Linked DNA regions of Mus musculus: all the other regions are linked to region 1. The links are chromatin loops, found by intact Hi-C in ENCODE. Cell type or tissue: left cerebral cortex. All regions are shown on one strand. Links, peaks and the distances in the headings refer to the core of each region. The heading gives the core; the rest is flanking DNA.

The links. Hi-C counts contacts between places; a loop is a spot of excess contacts. Peaks named below come from ENCODE experiments on the same cell type or tissue, not always from the same donor. Only the 100,000 strongest peaks of a DNase experiment are listed, where the experiment ranks them.
Region 2: a loop joins it to region 1, with 4 times the contacts of the local background. A loop is called at or near these places in 8 of 42 quality-filtered maps.
Region 3: a loop joins it to region 1, with 4 times the contacts of the local background. A loop is called at or near these places in 9 of 42 quality-filtered maps.

The regions. Positions count from the first base shown.
Region 1 is chr3:122,614,257-122,621,899 of GRCm38, forward strand. Fnbp1l (formin binding protein 1-like) reads right to left here and starts at 5,458. Exons shown (of 14, transcript NM_153118.3): 1 at 5,274-5,458. The coding sequence starts at 5,297. In left cerebral cortex, for the core only: CTCF peaks have their summits at 3,591 (motif pointing left), 4,383 and 6,198; DNase peaks (open chromatin) are centred at 3,562, 4,313, 4,919, 5,403 and 2 more places; H3K4me3 peaks cover 3,328 bases; H3K27ac peaks cover 2,083 bases.
Region 2 is chr3:122,459,394-122,464,393 of GRCm38, forward strand. All of the region lies in intron 3 of Bcar3 (breast cancer anti-estrogen resistance 3), which reads left to right. Among named protein-coding and RNA genes, the nearest start is that of Gm34349, 18 kb to the right of the region's middle. In left cerebral cortex, for the core only: CTCF peaks have their summits at 2,714 and 2,936; DNase peaks (open chromatin) are centred at 1,664, 2,333, 2,751, 3,048 and 3 more places; H3K4me3 peaks cover 258 bases; H3K27ac peaks cover 1,389 bases.
Region 3 is chr3:122,474,935-122,479,934 of GRCm38, forward strand. All of the region lies in intron 3 of Bcar3 (breast cancer anti-estrogen resistance 3), which reads left to right. Gm34349 (a long non-coding RNA gene) reads right to left here. Exons shown (of 2, transcript XR_376033.3): 2 at 1,527-2,895. Among named protein-coding and RNA genes, the nearest start is that of Gm34349, 2.8 kb to the right of the region's middle. In left cerebral cortex, for the core only: no CTCF peak of the experiment used is centred there; DNase peaks (open chromatin) are centred at 610, 1,030, 1,839, 2,828 and 3 more places; H3K27ac peaks cover 4,481 bases.

The DNA of each region.
Region 1 (7,643 bases), core at 1,234-6,233:
GAAACAGCTCTGCTAACTAAAGCGATACAGAAGAATACTAAACGGCAGATGAGGAGAGAGGAAGTATTAACATGTTGTGGTAATAATTCATATTAAAAATACAGTCAGTTTCAGAACCAGTAAGACTACTATACTAAAGAAACCAACACTTCAAATATTTTTGCATGAGTGATGAAACACATGTAATTATCTTCCACAACCTAAGGACATGGTCTGAGTCAAGAGGACTGGTTGTTATTTCAGAGGACCAATGTCCAATGCCCAGCACCACATTGCAGCTCACAACCATTTGTCACTCCTTTAACTCCAGTTTCAGAAAACCCAGTGCCCACTTCTGGACATATACATGCAAGGAAAACATTCACATACATAAAATAAAAATAGAAATTTTAAATAAATAGATAAAATATAAAGGAATGTCTCTTACTTTCACCAAAGAATTGGGGAAAAAGTCATCCCTTCTACTAAAGCAAATTATGATTTCCTTCTGTGTTTTTTTAAAGATTTATTTATTTATTTTATGTATATGAGTACACTGTAGCTGTCTTCAGACACACCAGAAGAGGACATGAGATCCCATTATAGATGGTTGTGAGCCACCATATGGTTGCTGGGAATTGAACTCAGGACCTCTGGAAGAGCACTCAGTGCTCTTGACGGCTGAGCCACCTCTCCAGCCCCCTTCTGTGGTTTTTTTTAATGGTTCAAAAACTAGGTTGATTTTATGCTAATGACTAGCTACATGTGTACAGACACATAGATACCATGTTCCTGAATCAAGCAGTCAGCCAGACCAGCCTCTGTGCTTGGTCCCTATCTCCGACTCACTGCTTTCAAGCTCCTTACACTTAATGCAAGTCAAATCTAACCACTATGATCAGGCTGGCCCAGAAGCATTTATTCAAAGGTCCCATCAGTGCCAGGCTCTATGTCAAGAAGCATGTTGGTAACTTGCTTATGAAACAGTAATGAAGCTGACAATGAAAGAATGATGAGTAAGACATGATCGCTGCCCTCTAGGAACCTGAGAATTCCCACATGCACAACCCTTCCAGTTCTAAAACCTAGCTGAAGTGCTGCGACCTATCTAAAGCTTTCCCTACAATGAACAGAAGAAAAAGCAACCCTTTTAAAAATAGTTTTAACCTTCAGTTGTCACTTTCTATTCATTTTAGTGTTAGTTCTAAAGTCTTAAGTCACAGATGGAGAGAGAGTTCAGTGGTTAAGATTATGGGCTGCTCTTCCAGAGGACCCAGGTTCAATTCCCAGTACCCACGTAGTGGTTAATAATCATCTATAACTCCAGTTCTAAGGAATCCCTCTTCTGGCCTCCAAGAAAACCAGGCACACATCCTGGTGTATAGACATATTACAAACTATATACAGAAAAGAAAAAAGCAATAGTCTTCATCACATGAGCTACTAGAGATTCATATTTCTGTACAACTGACTCTTTTGCTATATATATCTGCAAAGCCTAGGTTACTGTAACCATATGAACACAAAAGTAAGATCTGTGGGATAGCCCAACATCAGTCTTTCCACACCTTTTAGTATGCTAGTTACTACACACGGCTTCAACTGAAATACAGGCAGCTCTCAGTTTTACTTACTGAGGTAGGGTCTCTCGGGGCTGGCCAACTCGGCCTAGTCTAGCCAGCTATCTTCCTCAGGAAACTTGTGACCGCCTCCTGAGAACTAGGATGTCAAACAGCTGCCATACCCTTGCATGGGTTTTTCAGGATCAGGGCTCCAGTTCTCACACTTGAACAAGCAAGTTGCTTTATCCACTAAGCAATGTTCCCTGACACAGGTAGCAATATTTTAATAGGCCATATAAATGAGATGCATCTGACCTATTTCTGTCATTCATACATATATATGTATATATACACACACATATATACATACATGCTTATCAGTACAAATATTTTTTCTGTTGAACTTTAATTGACCTCTCAGAAAACTAAAATGATACCTCCTGACAAGTAAAACTTACTGACTAAATAAAGGAGTCCTCTGACTCCCTTAGCTATAAAAGGGAGCTGTTAATTACAAAATCTGTACTTGGGGGCTAGAGAGTCAGCTCAACAGTTAAAGAGCACTCACTGCTCTTACAGAGGATCCATGTTCAGTTCCCAGCACCCATAAAGCCAGCTCACTACCATCTGGGAACCCAGTTAGAGGATCTAGCACCTTCCAAGGGCACCCAGCACACACAGGGTGAATACACATACATGCAGGCAAAACACTCATTTACATAAAAATGAAAAACTTTTTAAAATCTATACTTTGTGAAATTACTGATTCATGTTTAGCCATGATCCTCTATATTCTCTATGATAATGAAGTCAACATAATAATCAATGGACAAGATATCATGCATTCTGGAAAAAAAAATACAAACTGTTGACTCTAGTCACTACCTCACTTAAATGCTCATTTAAAACTAGAAGTCCCTTAAAGCACAGCTCAGATACATTAGCAGTTAATCCATAAAGCCTTAAAGCTATACAACAAAAGCCTGACCTAATCCATTTAGCAAATTACTGGTAATTCTGAAACCCAGGGCCACAAATATAGAAGTTCTATGGAATACCTTTATTTCCAAATTTTAACACAAGTCTTTATAAGAAGCATTAAAACAAGTAAGCTCTGGTAGTGTACACCTGTATCCCCAGGAATTCAAGACCGGCCTGGGCTGTACTGTGAAACCCTGCCAAAGAATAAAGATTAAAATGGCCAAGGGGGTGGGAGGGCAGGGCTGAAATGATAGTTCAATAGTGCAGTTGATCAAGTGGCAAATATGAATCCACAATGGAGTGAGTAAATTCCCAGGAATAACCCGACCACTGAGGAGCCAGCAATGAGTAGGCTCGAGGCTCACCTAATCAGCAAGCTCAAAATGAAGGAGAGATCGGGTTACAAAAAAACCAAGGTGGATGACCCCTCACAACACCCAAGTCTGACCTCTGTCCCACACATGCAAGCATACACATAAAAGATAAAACAGCAAAAACCATCAGTTACAGCAAATTACTTAGGTTTGAGCACGTAATTATATATCACCAGTGTTTTGTGTAACAATGAATTTTCAATCATTAAACCCTTAGGATAGTAATGTGACCCTTAAGATAAAATAAAATGTGACAACTGTTTTCTAAATTTATATTTTGATGTGATTTTTCCAGACATCAAATTCCCAATAACAGACAGTATAGGTGCTTGTATTATATTGCAACCTAGGGGAAAACACAATCCTCGCTCAAAGCTGTAAAACAAAGACTAGAGGCACGGCTCAACAGCTAAGAACCTGTACTGCTTTTGCAGAGAACCTAAGTTCAAATCCCACCACCCACATCGACAACAACTCACAAGCACCTGTAACTCCAGCTTCAGAATCATGTCCTCTTCTGGCCTCCTTAGGCACCGATGCACATGCATGCACATGCATGCAGATTAATCCAATGGCTAAGAGCATTTGCTGCTTTTGCAAAGCACCTGAGTTTGGTTCCCAGCATTTGTGATGAGCCTCATAAGTGTCTGAGCTACAGCTCCAGGAGATCTGATGCCCTCTTCTGGCTTCTTTGCCAGATATACCCACAGTCAGTCACAAATAAATACATGAATTTAAAATTAAAAATAAGGGGCTAGAGATACGGCTTGCTGTCTAGTATGTGCGAGGTCCTGGGTTCAATCGCCAGGCACCAAAGAGATAAAAAATGTTGTAAATAGAAAATAAAACTATACCCATCTCCATTCACTGATGACACTGTAACCATCACAGAATGTACGTTTAAAAGGGAAAACCCTTAGTCCCAGCAACTGGAGAGAGTCAGGTGGATCTCTGAGTTTAAGGACAGCCTGGTCTATATTACGAGTTCCAGGCCAGCCATGTTTATAGTGAGACTGTCTCAAACAAACATAAAAGTAAATGGGAAAGGACCAATAATGCCTGAAATTCTAACTGATGTTACATGATTCGTTTACAAATGACGCTCACCATTATCAGAACAATCAAGTGGAGAGGCTCCTGAGGTATTTTGTCTTGATGGTTATGTTTGCAGACTGGGCAAACACTTCTGCAGAGTGCTACAGGACAGATTCCTGGGGCAGGGTTAAGTGGGTGACTAGATGAGCTTTTAAGTGTCACTTCTAAAATTCCCAATCTACAGCACGTGGAAAAGGAGAAAACATTCGGCCTCGCGACTAAACGATCTGTTTCGAATCCCAGTGAGCGTACATACTCGAAACTTGTCCCTCCTCTCCCGCTACAGAGATTCCCGGAGATTTTCGCAAACAAAGGCACGGAAAATATGCACAGGTGGGATAAAAAGGGGAGTGGCAGAGGCCAGGCGGCGCTCGCTCGAGACAGCGCCCCCACGCCGCCAATTTTCCCGGCCGCACCTGAGAAATCACTGCCATGCACACCTCCACCCTCAGGTGACGGCGTCCGGAGCGAATTCCTCGACCTATAACCCTCCGCCTGCACCTTGGTCGGACATTGGGTATTGTCTGCAGCCTCCAGCGCCCAGGAAAGGCACGGAAGAAAGAGAGAGAGAGAGAAAAAAGAGAGAGACAGACACACACACACATACACACACGAGAGAGAGAGAGAGAGAAAGAGAGAGAGAGAGAGAGAGAGAGAGAGAGAGAGAGAGGAGAGAGAATAAAGAACGAGAGGGAAATCAAGCGATCGGCAAGCCGCGCGCTCCTTTCGCCAAAATGAGCGTCCCTTCCTCGATCCCACTACCTAATTCGGGTCACAAAAGCAGACCCGCCAGCCCAGAGAGGCTGCAACCGGAGCTGGCCGGCGCGGAGTCGCGGGCGCCCTAGGTCCCGAGCAAGGAGGCAGCAAGAGAGGGAAATGGGCGTGTGGGTTGGGCCTGGCTGGCCCCAGGCCGGGCTGGGAACAAAGCCGCCCGGCTCCCCCTACCTGGAGCTGGGGCGTCGCCCAGGCGCGCGGCGCGGGGATCCGAGCGGCGCCCCTTCGGGACAATGGCTCCCTCCCCCGCCGTCGGGCGCGCGGTACAAAGGCGCGGCGCCCGGCCGGGCACCCGTCCGCAAAGTCAGGCAGAGGCTGGAGAGGGGACGGCAGCGGCCGTCCAGGGCTGCGGCCCGGGCCCCTCGGAGGGAGCCCCAGGCAGCCGCCCCGTCGCCTCCCCGCCCGCAGCCGAGCGGGCTCTCGCGGCACAAAGAGGCGCCGGAGTCCGCGGCGCGCCAAGCCCGGGGCTCCCGCCGACGGCGCGAGCCGCTCTGCTCCCCACACTCACCCACAGCTCGGTGCCCCAGCTCATGGCGGAACCTGAGGCGACTGGCGCCGGCCGGCTGCTCCCGCTGTCCTCTCTCGTCCCGACTTTCCCCTCCTCAGCGTCTGCCTCGAAAGCTGCCGCCACCACCACCGGGTTCCCCAGTGAGTGAGAGAGACACGACTGAAGCGAGCCGCCGCCGCGTCCCCGCCTCCCGGCAGCGGGGAGGGAGGGAGGGAAGGAGGGAGGGAGGGGGCCGGGGCCGAGGGGAGGCGGGACGGCGGGGAGGGGGCGGGCCGCGGTGCACCCTGGGATCGGGGCGGGCCCGCACTCGCGCGCGCGGGGGCCGGCGGGGGTCTCCTCCGAACAGCTCGCCCGGGGCGGGGATCCTCGGACCCTCGGCGGCGTCCGCTCCGGCCTCCGGGCTCAGCAAAAGCCGCACTCAGACTCCCGCTCCAAGATGGAGAGCCAGGGAGGACGCCCACGGTCCCTGCCTTGCTCGGAGACCCCCCCCCTCAAAGGAGGCGACCCCACACGTCAGCGTTCTTTGCGGAGCCCTGACAAAGAAACCACGTCCAGACGTTGGAGCAGAGGGGTGTGTGCGTGTGTTTAGTTAAAAAAAATCTGCCTTCGTAAGGTAACTTCTCCGTCCAGGCTTGGCGCTTCAGCCTGGGATCCCCGGGAACCACAGACCTGTAGAGGTCAAACGTCCAATGTGAATGCAACGTGTCACACGACGTGTCTGGTTTTTGTTTTTGTTTTTAATAAAGCATTTTGATTTTATTGTAAGTTCTTTCGGGAAACCTTTTTTTCTTTTTTTTAAGAGGCAAGCGATCCCGTAATCTTTTGGGGACGTTGCCATGGTAAAAGATAAGACTTGGTGGAAAGCGAACCCGACTGACACCTGCAGGAGGTGAGACGCTGCTGAGCTTGCCTGAATTCTAGGCTCGTGGCTACCTCCAGGGACCGGTCTCTCCCTCCTCACAGCCCTTCAACAACCTGTTCAGAGCCTGAGGCGTCTCTTGCCTCCGATAGGAATCTTGGCTGCAGACGACCTCTTGCTTTTAGCTGTGCTGAGTTATTTCCCAGCCTGCCTCCACTGGCAGTCAGCAAGTTTGGCTGGTGCTACTAGATACCGCGTACAGTCTGCTCACTAACTCCCCAGCATATGCTTTAGTATTAATTGCTTGTCGCTTAAAACACACACATTTTCACTCTAGAACCAGTAGAGTACTCTTCAGTGAGTCATGACAACTGAATGCTTCAAGGTCCCCCCACCAACGGACGTCTTATCAGCCTTGAAACTCCTCCCTACGGGACCGGGACCGGGACCAACACAGGTGTTCCAGCTTCTTCCGCCCCAGCCTTCCTGTTTACCTAGTTCTGCTCCCCATTGAAGTCCAGGCAAATAGCCAGAGCTCTCCAGGCAGTCTAACCACCACTCACCAAATTCTTTGCTATCCTTTTCTGAGGTAGGCTGAGCAAATGAATACTCTCTTCTAATTAGGTTAAGGCCGGTCTTTTTTTTTTTTTTTTTTTTTTTTAATGTTCTTTGAAAGTCGCTGAAGCCAAGTGTGATGACGCACACCTGTAATTTTAGTGCTCCGGAGGGGAGAGGCGTAACTACAGGAGTCAGAGGCTAGCCTGGGTTACAGAGTGTGCAGTGGTTGGAGGGTGGGGGTGGGGTGTTGGTAAGAGAGAATATCTTCCTAAGAAATAACTTCTTTCCACCATTTTTCTGGATTTCTCTATTTCAAAAAGGCCTGTCTCTGTCAAAGTATGTCTTCTAACAGTCACCTCTCCGGTCTCACTCTCACTCTCTAGATAGTATGAAGTTACTGTAGCAATGTCTCCTTTAGAGCTATTCCAGTTCTAAGATGTAACTTACCTACGCTCTGCCGTGGAAGCTAAGAAAGACCTAAGGACCATAATTCAAACCAAAATTACACCTCTAAGAGGCAGAGAGCAGGTGAATCTCTGAGTTCAAGACAACCTGGTCTACATGTGGAGTTCCAGGATAGCCAGGGCTACATAGACCGTGTCTCAAAAAAAAAAGTAAAATAAGCTATTAGTCATATTAACACTATACTATCAACATAATTCCCCAATAAAGCATAAAGTTTTGTCTTCAAGCTGAGCCATTTTCCTTTCCCTAAAACTTCTGAATAGGACTTCACAATTTAAACAACTCACTGCCTTAAAAGTAAAAGCAGATTTTGAGCTGAGGTTATGGGTAAAGCACTTGCCCAGCGTGGATGAGACCTTGCTTAGAGTTCAATTTTCAGGTCTGGAAAAAACAACGACAAAAAACACAGAACCCTAGATTTGAATTAACTAAAACCCAAGCAGCTGGCTACACCTGTGCTACACAGTGTAATTTTTAAAAATTACATC
Region 2 (5,000 bases), core at 1-5,000, 160 kb before region 1:
CCTTCTTCCCCATAAATGAGAATGCTGGGAAAGGTTTTGTTGTTCTAATTTTAACATTTTAGGGACCTCTGCGTCTATGAGAGACTGGAGAGAAAGACATCTTTTTTAGGAAGTGGTAGGAATTCTTATGTTGTCTCCTTGGTTTGTTGTTGTTTGAGAAAGATTATGTCACCAAGGCTAGCCACAAAGTCATTATGTAGCCCAGGCTGGCAAGCTGGACATTTGTAATCCTTTTGCCTCAGCCTTCTGAGAGCCCATATTATAGGTGTGTGTCACTTCTACCGCTTATGCTCACCCTCTTGATTATAAAATTGCCATATTGTTTGGATGGCGGGAAGCATTCCAAGTTGTATCTCAGATACCAGGACCAAGGGTGTAATGGACAATGATCAGCTACCACTTCGGTCCCTTCCGAAGACTGGAGAGTCACACTGTCTATTTACTTTATGATCCACTATGTTGCACTTATAAAAAATATTCCTGCTGTTCCTAGATGATCTATATTCTATTTATTTATTTTTGTGTGTGCGTGGAAATCAGGATATCTTGCAGAAGTCAGTCCTCACCTTCCACGTTTCATGGGTCCTGGGGATTAAAACTCAGGCTGTCAGGGTTGGCAGCAATCACCTTTGCTGCTGAGCCATCTCAGTCCTGGGTCATTTTTGTAACCCCTTTATAAACTTAATTTTACACCTACTCTTGTGTGCTTCAATAGTCAGCCCATCTTCTTGCACTAAATTCCATAGGCTTATATTACTCTCTCTCCCTCCTCTCCTCTCCTCTCCTCTCCTCTCCTCTCCTCTCCTCTCCTCTCCTCTCCTCTCCTCTCCTCTCCTCTCCTCTCCTCTCCTCTCCTCTCCTTCCTTCCTTCCTTCCTTCCTTCCCCCTTTCTTTCTCTCTCTCTCTGCCCCCTCTTTCTTTTTAGTGTAACTTCCTTTTGTGATTAAAATTTTAAATAGTATATAATTACATTGCTTCCTTTCTTCTCCTCTTCCCAACCCCTCCCATCCCTGCCCCAAATCCCTCTCAAACTGATGGCCTCCTTTTGAGTTTTATCGAAAGACACACATACACATATGCATAAATATATAAGTATAGCCTGCTGGGTTTGTTCAGCATGGTTTGTGTGTATATGGTTTTAGGGCCGACCACAGTGTATTAGCTAGCCAATTAGGGTGCTCATTCCCTGGGAGGCTAATCCCCCCCCCCCCCCCCCCCGTTAGTCGTCAATCGATGCCTGTAGTTAGTTCTCTGTCTAGACATGGTAGACATGGGTCTCCTGAGCTATCCCCCTTCCTCAGCACTGTGCCTGTTGACATCACCATTGCTCGGGTCTTGTATAGGCAGCTACATTGTGGAATTATCTTGGATGAGTATTCCTGTCATTTCTAAGAGAGAGGATCTCACAGCAGACTCCCTGGTCCTCTGGCTCTTAGCAACCTTTCCACCCCTTAAAAGATTACTTTTTAAGGAAGGTAAATTAGAAAGCTTGGTGCAGCAGAAAGTGTGGGCTGCCTGCATTTCCAAGTTAGCAATGAAGAGGCAAGTGTCCTCCAGTGCCCAGGCTGTGGACAGCACAATGTGGCCAGAAGACAAAAGCCTGCTCTTCAGGGACCACCTAAGGAAGTATCAAGACAGGATGCAGCCTTTGTTCCTGGCTGGGTTCCTAGCTGTCAGCCTTGGCGGATTCTTGTTGCCCACTTGTGAGCCTTAATAAAACTTGCCATCGCCAAGCCTGCTTTGCAGGTTAGAAGAAATGTCACGACACTGGAGCTATTGTGCTGAATGAAGGCCTCTGGAGCCCAGGGGCGTCCAGAGAGGCTCAGAAAGCCATCCTTTGTGGGGTTAATGCCTGTTCCCAGAGGGTTCTAAGCCTATAGACAGTTAGCCTGCCCAAGGCTCAGATCTCAGCGAGGCCATTTCCCGTAGTAGGATTGGGATACCTCAGGTCACCCAGCAGATGAAAAGAGAAACAATAATGCAAACTCCAGCACCGAAAATAAGCAGCCTGGCTGTGGGAGGCTTGGGCAGAAGAGGGGGCAGCCGGGCCTCAGCTCCCTTTTGTACTCTACATGGCTGCAGCCATGGTCATGGCTAAATAGCTGTCTTTGAGGGAAGTGCTTTCTTCCAGCAGGAAAACAGGCGAGTCTGCTCTGAATTAGCCAGCTCACAAAGTCATGAAAGGGACTCACAGAGACAATGGCACGCTGTACATTCCGTGAGATTCTAACAAGTTATATGAACCAGATAATGGCCCAATTGGCTGGCTCTGCAGGTTTTTTGCCTGAGTGTGCACATCCGCAGAGAGCCCGCGCTGTCCCCTGTGGGACCAGATCAAACGGGTGCCAGCCGAGAATGCAGGCTAACTCTGGGCCCATGTTCAGTTTCGCCCACTCTGCCCACAATGTGCCCTGTCGCTATTCTTAGGAAGTTTCGTGTTACTACAGTGTAGAACACTGCAGCCACTGGGTAGGAAGACAGACAGACAGACGAATAGGGTAGAAAACAGTCCCTCACCCAGCAGATTCTTATCCTTTGAGCTTACAGAAATATGGATACTTAAAAAAAAAACATATCACAAAACATATTTCATACGAAAGTCTCTGTGTATACGCTTATATATGACATTATTTAATATCATTCACCACTGATGAATTAGAAACAGCCCGAATGTCTGCTTCAGCCATGAACAAACCATGGAGATCCACACGGTGGCATACCGTTCAGCTACAGAAAGAAGCAGACGCGCAAAACCACTGGTGTACCACGCAACATTTTTTTTTTTTAAATCTTTCAAAGTCTACCAGCTCTAATCACATCTCTGGTGACAGAAATGAGTCCATGGTTGAAAGGGGTAAGCGAGGGTACCTCTACAAGGGAACTTTGAGAGTATGACAGGGGAATGTCTTTGATTGTAGAAATAATTACCCAACTGATCATTTGTCAAAGCTCACAGGATTGTACTGAAAAGGGAGACATGTACTGAATGCAAATTAGCCTGGCCTTTAAATGGAAACGAAAATCTCCTCTTTTGGCCTTTGGGGACTGCCACCTCAATAGGGCAAGTTTCCGGTTTGAGATGGGCTGCTCCGTGAGGACAGACCTCCCAGCAGATGGAGACAGTGCTCTTAGAGACTCCGTGGAGGTTCACTCATGCCTCAGATGTTTTCCAAGTCTCTCCTGTGCACTCACCGTGTGGGGGGGTGGGAGGTGAGGGGAAGCTGACATGGAGTGTTTACCTCAGGGAGTGGCAGTGGCCACGGGGAGGCCAGGTGTCGCCAGAGGCCATTTGGAGGGAGAATTAGAAGCCGTTTTATTCAAGCAGGCCAGCAGATCCTGGCAGGACTTGAATGGAGCAGGTGACGGAAGGGAAGCTGGGGGCAGTTCAAGTTCACATGAGGGCCTGGGATCTTGCCAGAAGCTGGTCAGCTTGTGAGAAGGAAGGAGAGTCCCAAGTAGAAACCTTGTTACCACCATTGTAAATCAACCACCCAGCGAGCGTTTGAAGCTATGTTTAGAGCAAGGGTTAGGAAACTCCCACTCAAAGCCAAGTCTGGCTCACCCCCTCCTCTGACAGCCCCCCCCAAGTTTTCATTGGCTAAAAGTGGCCTTTTTAGTTTAAAGGGTTTCTTTCCCTTAATCAAAAAAGTAGCAAAATTATACAGAATTCATATTTTGGTGTATTAACGTTTTATTGGGATCCATAGACCTGTACTATGTATTGCCTGTGGCTGCTTTTGTGTTCTCCTGGTGCGGCAGCATAGCCTAGCGGAACCCTTCACAGGGAGGCTTGCTGAGCCCTACCTTAGCCTGGGGATTCCACTCTCCCTGCCTGCCTCTCTGATGATGTGTTGCGGGCTTCCAAGAGAAAATTCTGTCAGCTCATGCTGACATCACCATTGTGCAACGTCGCCTCACCTGGATCACCCATATCTTGCCTCATGACCAAGCTGTGAGTCCCTGTGCCAGGCCTGCAATCTCACAGATGCAATGCGTTGCCACATCAGCAGCATCCTGCAGGGCAGACAGGCTGGCTTCGAGCAGCATAGCTTTGCTGATCCGGCCGGCTCTGTCTGGATAAAGAGATGTGCGTGGACATCCTGATGTTTGAGGCCTGACTGCTCTGACTGGATCTTATGTAGATGATTTCACAGGTCAGACGCTCCTCTGTCAGGGCAGCCCGAGGGTCTGGTCTAACCAGTGAATGCAATAAAGCAAAGATGGATTCCTTGGGAGTTTACAGTTGTCGCAAGCTTCGGCCGTGAAGCTGAAGTGCAGGTAGCCCTCTCTGGCGTACGGTGGCTTTTCTGAAACTACCTAGATCAGTGGTTCTCAACCTTCCTAATGCTGTGACCCTTTAATGCAGTTTCTCATGTGGTGACTCTTCCCCCACCCCACCCCCAACCATAAAATTATTTTCTTTGCTACTTCATAAATGTTATTTTGCTACTGTTATGAATTATAATGTGAATATCTGATATGCAAGATATCTGATCTGTGACCCCTGTGAAAAGGTCACAGGCGTTTCAACCCACAGGTTGAGGACCACTGACCTAGACTCCATAAGGTGGAGAAGTCACTAGGAAACTGACAGACAAGCAAGAATCAGGCCTGTGGCTTCTTTTAGATTCTGCTCCATGGTTGGGCCTAAACCCCCCCTGGGGTCAGTCTGCTTCTAACCTCTTGTCATCCTGTCCTCTTCCTTACTCTTTAAATTCCACCATCGTCCCTCCTGCTGTCCCCAGGCCTGAACCGTCCTCTTGTCCTCTTTAAACTCCACCATCCTGTCCCTCCTGCTGTCCCCAGGCCTGTACCTTTCCCCTGTCCTATACGGTTTTGAGATAGAACCGTTGAGTGGCTTGAAGCTGTTACAATAATTTCAATTTGGGTTAAACTGTGTTCACTGATAAAACTACATTGAAAATGTAACGTCTAGTACCCTGGGCATGTGACCTTATTTATACATAAGGTTTTATAGGCATAATCAAGTCAGGAGAAGA
Region 3 (5,000 bases), core at 1-5,000, 140 kb before region 1:
CTGGTACCTCCCCCTTCCTCCACCCAGCCCTCCCACTTACTTTGGAAGGAGTGCCGTAAGGTGCACAGGGACAGGGTGGGGGTTGGTGGCATTCTACTAGCCTTTGAACACTGGCAAAAACAACCCATTGTCCTCACCCTAGGCACCAAGTAAAGAAAATATTGACCTTTTAGATGTCACTTCTGAAGACATCGTTGTACTTGGCAGCCATCAAGGAAGTGAAGACATTGGCTGCCGATCAATGCAGTCTCTCACAGAGAGCCTTCGGATCCGGCCTTTCCCCACCAAGGGCACAGGAGGTCTATACACAGAGAGGTGTTCCTGGCTTGTGCTCAACACCTGAGGCTTGCTGCCTCCTGGTCCAGAGATTCTGTTCTCAGCATCCCCAATCTATGAGCTACACTTCCCTGACTGTTATATGTTGTCCAGTATCCCTGACATTGCGGATGAACCCTCAACCTGTGCTGCTGGACTATCTGTCACTGGATGAGGGGAGGTCTGCCTCCTGGATTTGCTTTAGATTAGAGTGTTCTGGTCCTGGCAGTCAGGTGTGATGCTTCTGTTAGCACATCAGATAAAGCAGGTTCTGGCTTGCTCTCATTACTCATTCTAAGAACTACTGCTTGCTGCCCAGACCATGGTGATAATGATGCCCCCCTCCTAGTGTGCTAAACGAGACACTGGTAGAATTCTCAGCAGAAATTCTGGCCCTTGGGAACATCACACACTAGGAAATGAGGTAGAGAGATGTGGGTGACCGCCATGGCCTTTCTAGATGCACTCCCCAGATGTGTGGCTGCCAAGAGGTTGCTGAGATCAGACTTGTACATATTACACATTTACTGTGATACACAAGGCCCTCCCACCAGAGGAGCACAAGGGCTTGTCTTTTTCACAGGGGAAAGCTACTTCACAGCCATAAGGGGTCTCAACACTGCTTGCCTGGCTCCTCCTCTTACCAGTCACAGCCCTGCTAAGCCAACCGGTGTCCATGGCAACCAGACAAGTGTTTTGCAGGTCCAGTCATGATCACTAGGCTATTTTGCTCACTTCCTTTCTACTGGCTATTGAAAGCCTTTCTGAATCTTAGACTGGTGACCTGACTCAGCAGGTAAAGGTACCTGCCATGAAACCTGCTGACCTGAGTTTGATTCCCCAGAACCCACAGGGTGAAGGAGACAATAGATTCCCACATGGAAGCTTGGACATGCGCGCATGCATACACACAGACACTTTATCTATTAAGTTACTTTTTTAAAAAGTGGATAACCAATCAGTGGGGACTTCTAGGTCCCCTAAGTGTTTGGGAATTGAGTATAAGCTCTAACCTATTTCTCCAGTGAGCACATTATCACCCAGTGGTTCGTATGGATCATAGAAGCCATACTTCACCTCCCAGTTAAGAGCTCCTAATACAGACTGATTTTCAGTGCTGTTTTGGCAGAATGCAGGATTAATCACTGTCTCATTCAGATGATAATAGCCAGGTTGTTTCTGACTGACAAAAGACCATTTTTCTACTGAAGTGTTTTTCATTCAGGTAGCTAAACTTTATTGCGAAGGGATTAATTCCACTGTTTTCTGTCAGGGTTGGAATGAGTGTGGTCTCCCTCGGTGCCTGCCTGCCCTGTGCCTAAGCAATCCTCACTGTGACTGGTGGATTCCTGCTGTTGCAGGCTTAGGGGAGGCAGAGAATAGTTTCTCCGGGGAATACAGACAGGCAGTATAAATTAGAACAGCATGGATGGTGGTGGTGGTGGTGGGGGGAGAACGGCACAATCTTCATGAGGCTAGACACAACATGACTCTAGAAATAAGTTAAAATCAGACAGTCCAGAAATTTGGACCAGAGCAGTATGAAGAAATTAGGCACCTGGGAGATGGTTCTCAGGGCACTCTAAGCAGAAGCCAAAGATCGGTTGTCATGGCAACAGCCACCCAGCATGGAGGTGTTGGAGGAGTGAGATTGGCAGGACAGCAGGTCAGAACATAGACTAAAGTCTAATTTTGCAGCCAGAGACAGGGACAATGACAGGGGTGGTGGTGGGGTATCACCCAGATCTCACGAATTACCCATAGGTACTCAGTCAGGTTGGCTGGAACAGGGGTATCCAATAGTAGATGGGCTTTGGGGTGAGCATGGAGACAAATACTGTGGCTTTGTGTCCTGCCTGTTTCCATCAACAGCTCATCAGATAACGATGATGCAGGGGACCCTCTGAGACATCTGAGCAAGTGTGATTAAAGATCCTTCGTATGTCTTCCGATTATCAGGTTTTGAAGTTGAGGATTAAAATATACTTTTAATGCTAAATACTCTTGATCATCTATCTCCTCTTTAGTTCTAGTTTTAAAAACTCAGAAGGGTCCTCAGCACCAGCTGCAGTCCGGCAGTGACTCAGTCATTGTCCACCTTCTCTGAGGACAGAGGTCCGGGTCGCCCAGCATCTGAGAGTTGTCAGCGACAGAGGATGGTTTCTAGTGCCTTTCTTCAAAGAGGAATGGAAACTCACATTTGCAGACTGTGCCTTGCATGTATTGGGGATCAGGCTTTATAATGTTATCATTCGTTGCCTGTAATCACCTGGTATGTTTGGGGAGCAGCTTGAGGTTTTGAGAGGTCAAGTCATCTCCCAAGGTCACTTCAGCTAGCTACTGGCGCAGCACTGACGCCTGGAACATGTTCGGAGTCTCTTTAGAGCCACGTGGATGTCTGTCTCCAGGCTCAGTTTTGGAAGGTGCCAATTTGCAGAAGTGCCTGTAAGATTGCCTGTAAGATGGGAAAGAGCTCAGTTGGTCCTGATGGGGGTGGGGCACTCCCCGAAGGCTCCGCTGCAGAGGGACCGCTGTGCCTCTTCTGTAGTCGTTGCCTGTCAGCTCTTTATGTTGTTCTCACTAAAAGTAGGAGGGAAAGAAAAGGCAGTGTGTACAGCAGAGAAAACCCAGAAGGAGAGATGATGGAAACAAGCTTTGCTCTGCATGTGATGTCTGCATGGTTACTGTGGAATGGGAGGCAGCCTGGCAAAGGAGATGCTGAACCACCCTGGATGGATTAGACTCCCAGGGACTTACAGGGGATCTAGAGGAGTCCCCTGAAATGTTATATCAAGGATCATGATTCTGCCTCTTGACCTGGGAAGATGGCCCATGGCTTTCTACTAAAAGATGCCCACCCAAGCCTGCCAGGTAGTCTGAGACTAACTGAGAAGTTGAAATCCCTACATCTTATACTCTTCTTCCTCCTCCTCCTCCTCCTCCTCCTCCTTTTGAGACAGGAACTAGGATACGTAAGATCCTAGACCGATGACCTTGCACTCGTATCCTCTTAGGTGTTGGGAGTATAGGAGAATACTATATAGTGTATGCAGTGCTGGGGTATGGAAGCCAGGTCTTCATTTGTGCTAGGCAAGTACGTTGCCAACTGAGTTACAGCCCCAGCCTATGTGCATATTCTTTTAATTTTTACTGTAATGCCATGGTATAGAAACAGAAGCGTGTGAAATACAGCATTTCCAAGGGGATACTGGGAGATGATAGGTGTTTGTGATAGAGCGATATCTAGGGTAGAATTATAAAGCATAACAGTATGAAAGAAAACTCAAGGCTGCCTATTGCTTCATGTTATTCAGCTATGCAATTTTAATAGCTGTTTGGAGAATCATAAACTTGTTGGGGGGAGGTGCAGGGATCTGATGTCCAATAGAAAGGAATCTATTTGTGAAGACTGTACTTAGTCTTTGTGTTGGGCAGATCGATGTTGTTTCCTGAAAGAGACCATTTAACAGCCATCATCCCTCATCCCCCTTGAGAAATCTGGGGAAACTGTCAACCTGAGATGCAGATGCCTGAGTGTCTGTCACACTGAAGAGCCTGCTTCTAGAGACTCTGCATCCGCCAGGGCACAGCAGGTGCTTGTGAACCCAGAGCGGCAAAGATCTCAACAGCACATCCTACTCTCTGCCCACCTAGTCTGGCTTACATCCCTTTTTGAAGCAAAAACTGAATGTGATTTGCCCAGTGGGTAATGTGTTGGACTATCTTCAACAACCTTAGCTGCTCTGTCTAGCTGCTTCTCCAGCTTTAGCCTTTCTCGGTGGTATCTGAGACCAGCTCTGTTCCATCAGGCCCTGTGGCTCTTTGTGTGGAGGTGTATGTGGCAACCACAACAGTTTCTTCTGCCCTACAGATGCTCCTCAACTCTGAACAGGGTGACAGAGCTGGCCAGAAATTGAAACAATTCTAACACGAAGAGGAAATTAATAATATACCTGACCTTCCAGGCATCCCAGCTTAGTCCAGCCTGCCCTGGATATTCAGAGCAGTTAGCCTACAGCACGGAGAAATCCTTGACACAGAGACTGTTTTATAAGAATGTGTCCAATGTCTCAAGCAATTAACTGACAACTATTTTGAAAGTGAAATGCAGAGTGGATGCTGTCTATGCTCACCCTGGGAAATTTGGAAGTTGGAGACTCCTGCGTCTGTTCAGAATCAGGCAGGTGCAGACCAGACATCTTGGGAAGCAGGCCTACCTCCATTTCCCAGGCATGTGCCTCACAGATAGATCCTCAGGGAGTGACACTGCAGAGTGTCACGTTGCAAAGCCAAGTTACCTTTCCCTTTTTGTAGGGACACCAAAGGCAGAGAGCTGGTTTCTTTGGTTTTATTCCATAGCTCATTAAAGATGCCTTTGTTCACCAAAATCCAGGCCACTAGGACTTGGTGGAAACCAAAAAGAAACCACAAGCCAGAAAGGATTGGTGGTATGTGCAGGAGGAGAGACTTTCAGTGGTGTGTATGTGTGTGTGTGTATATCTGTGTGTGTCTGTTTGTGTGTCTGTATGTCTGTGTGTTTGTCTGTGTGTGTGTGTGTCTCTCTCTGTCTGATTGTATCCATGTGTGTCTGTGTGTATCTCTGTGTGTGTCTGTGTGTCTCTCTCTGTCTGATTGTATCCATGTGTGTCTGTGTGTATATGTGTGTGTCTGTGTGTATGTCTGTA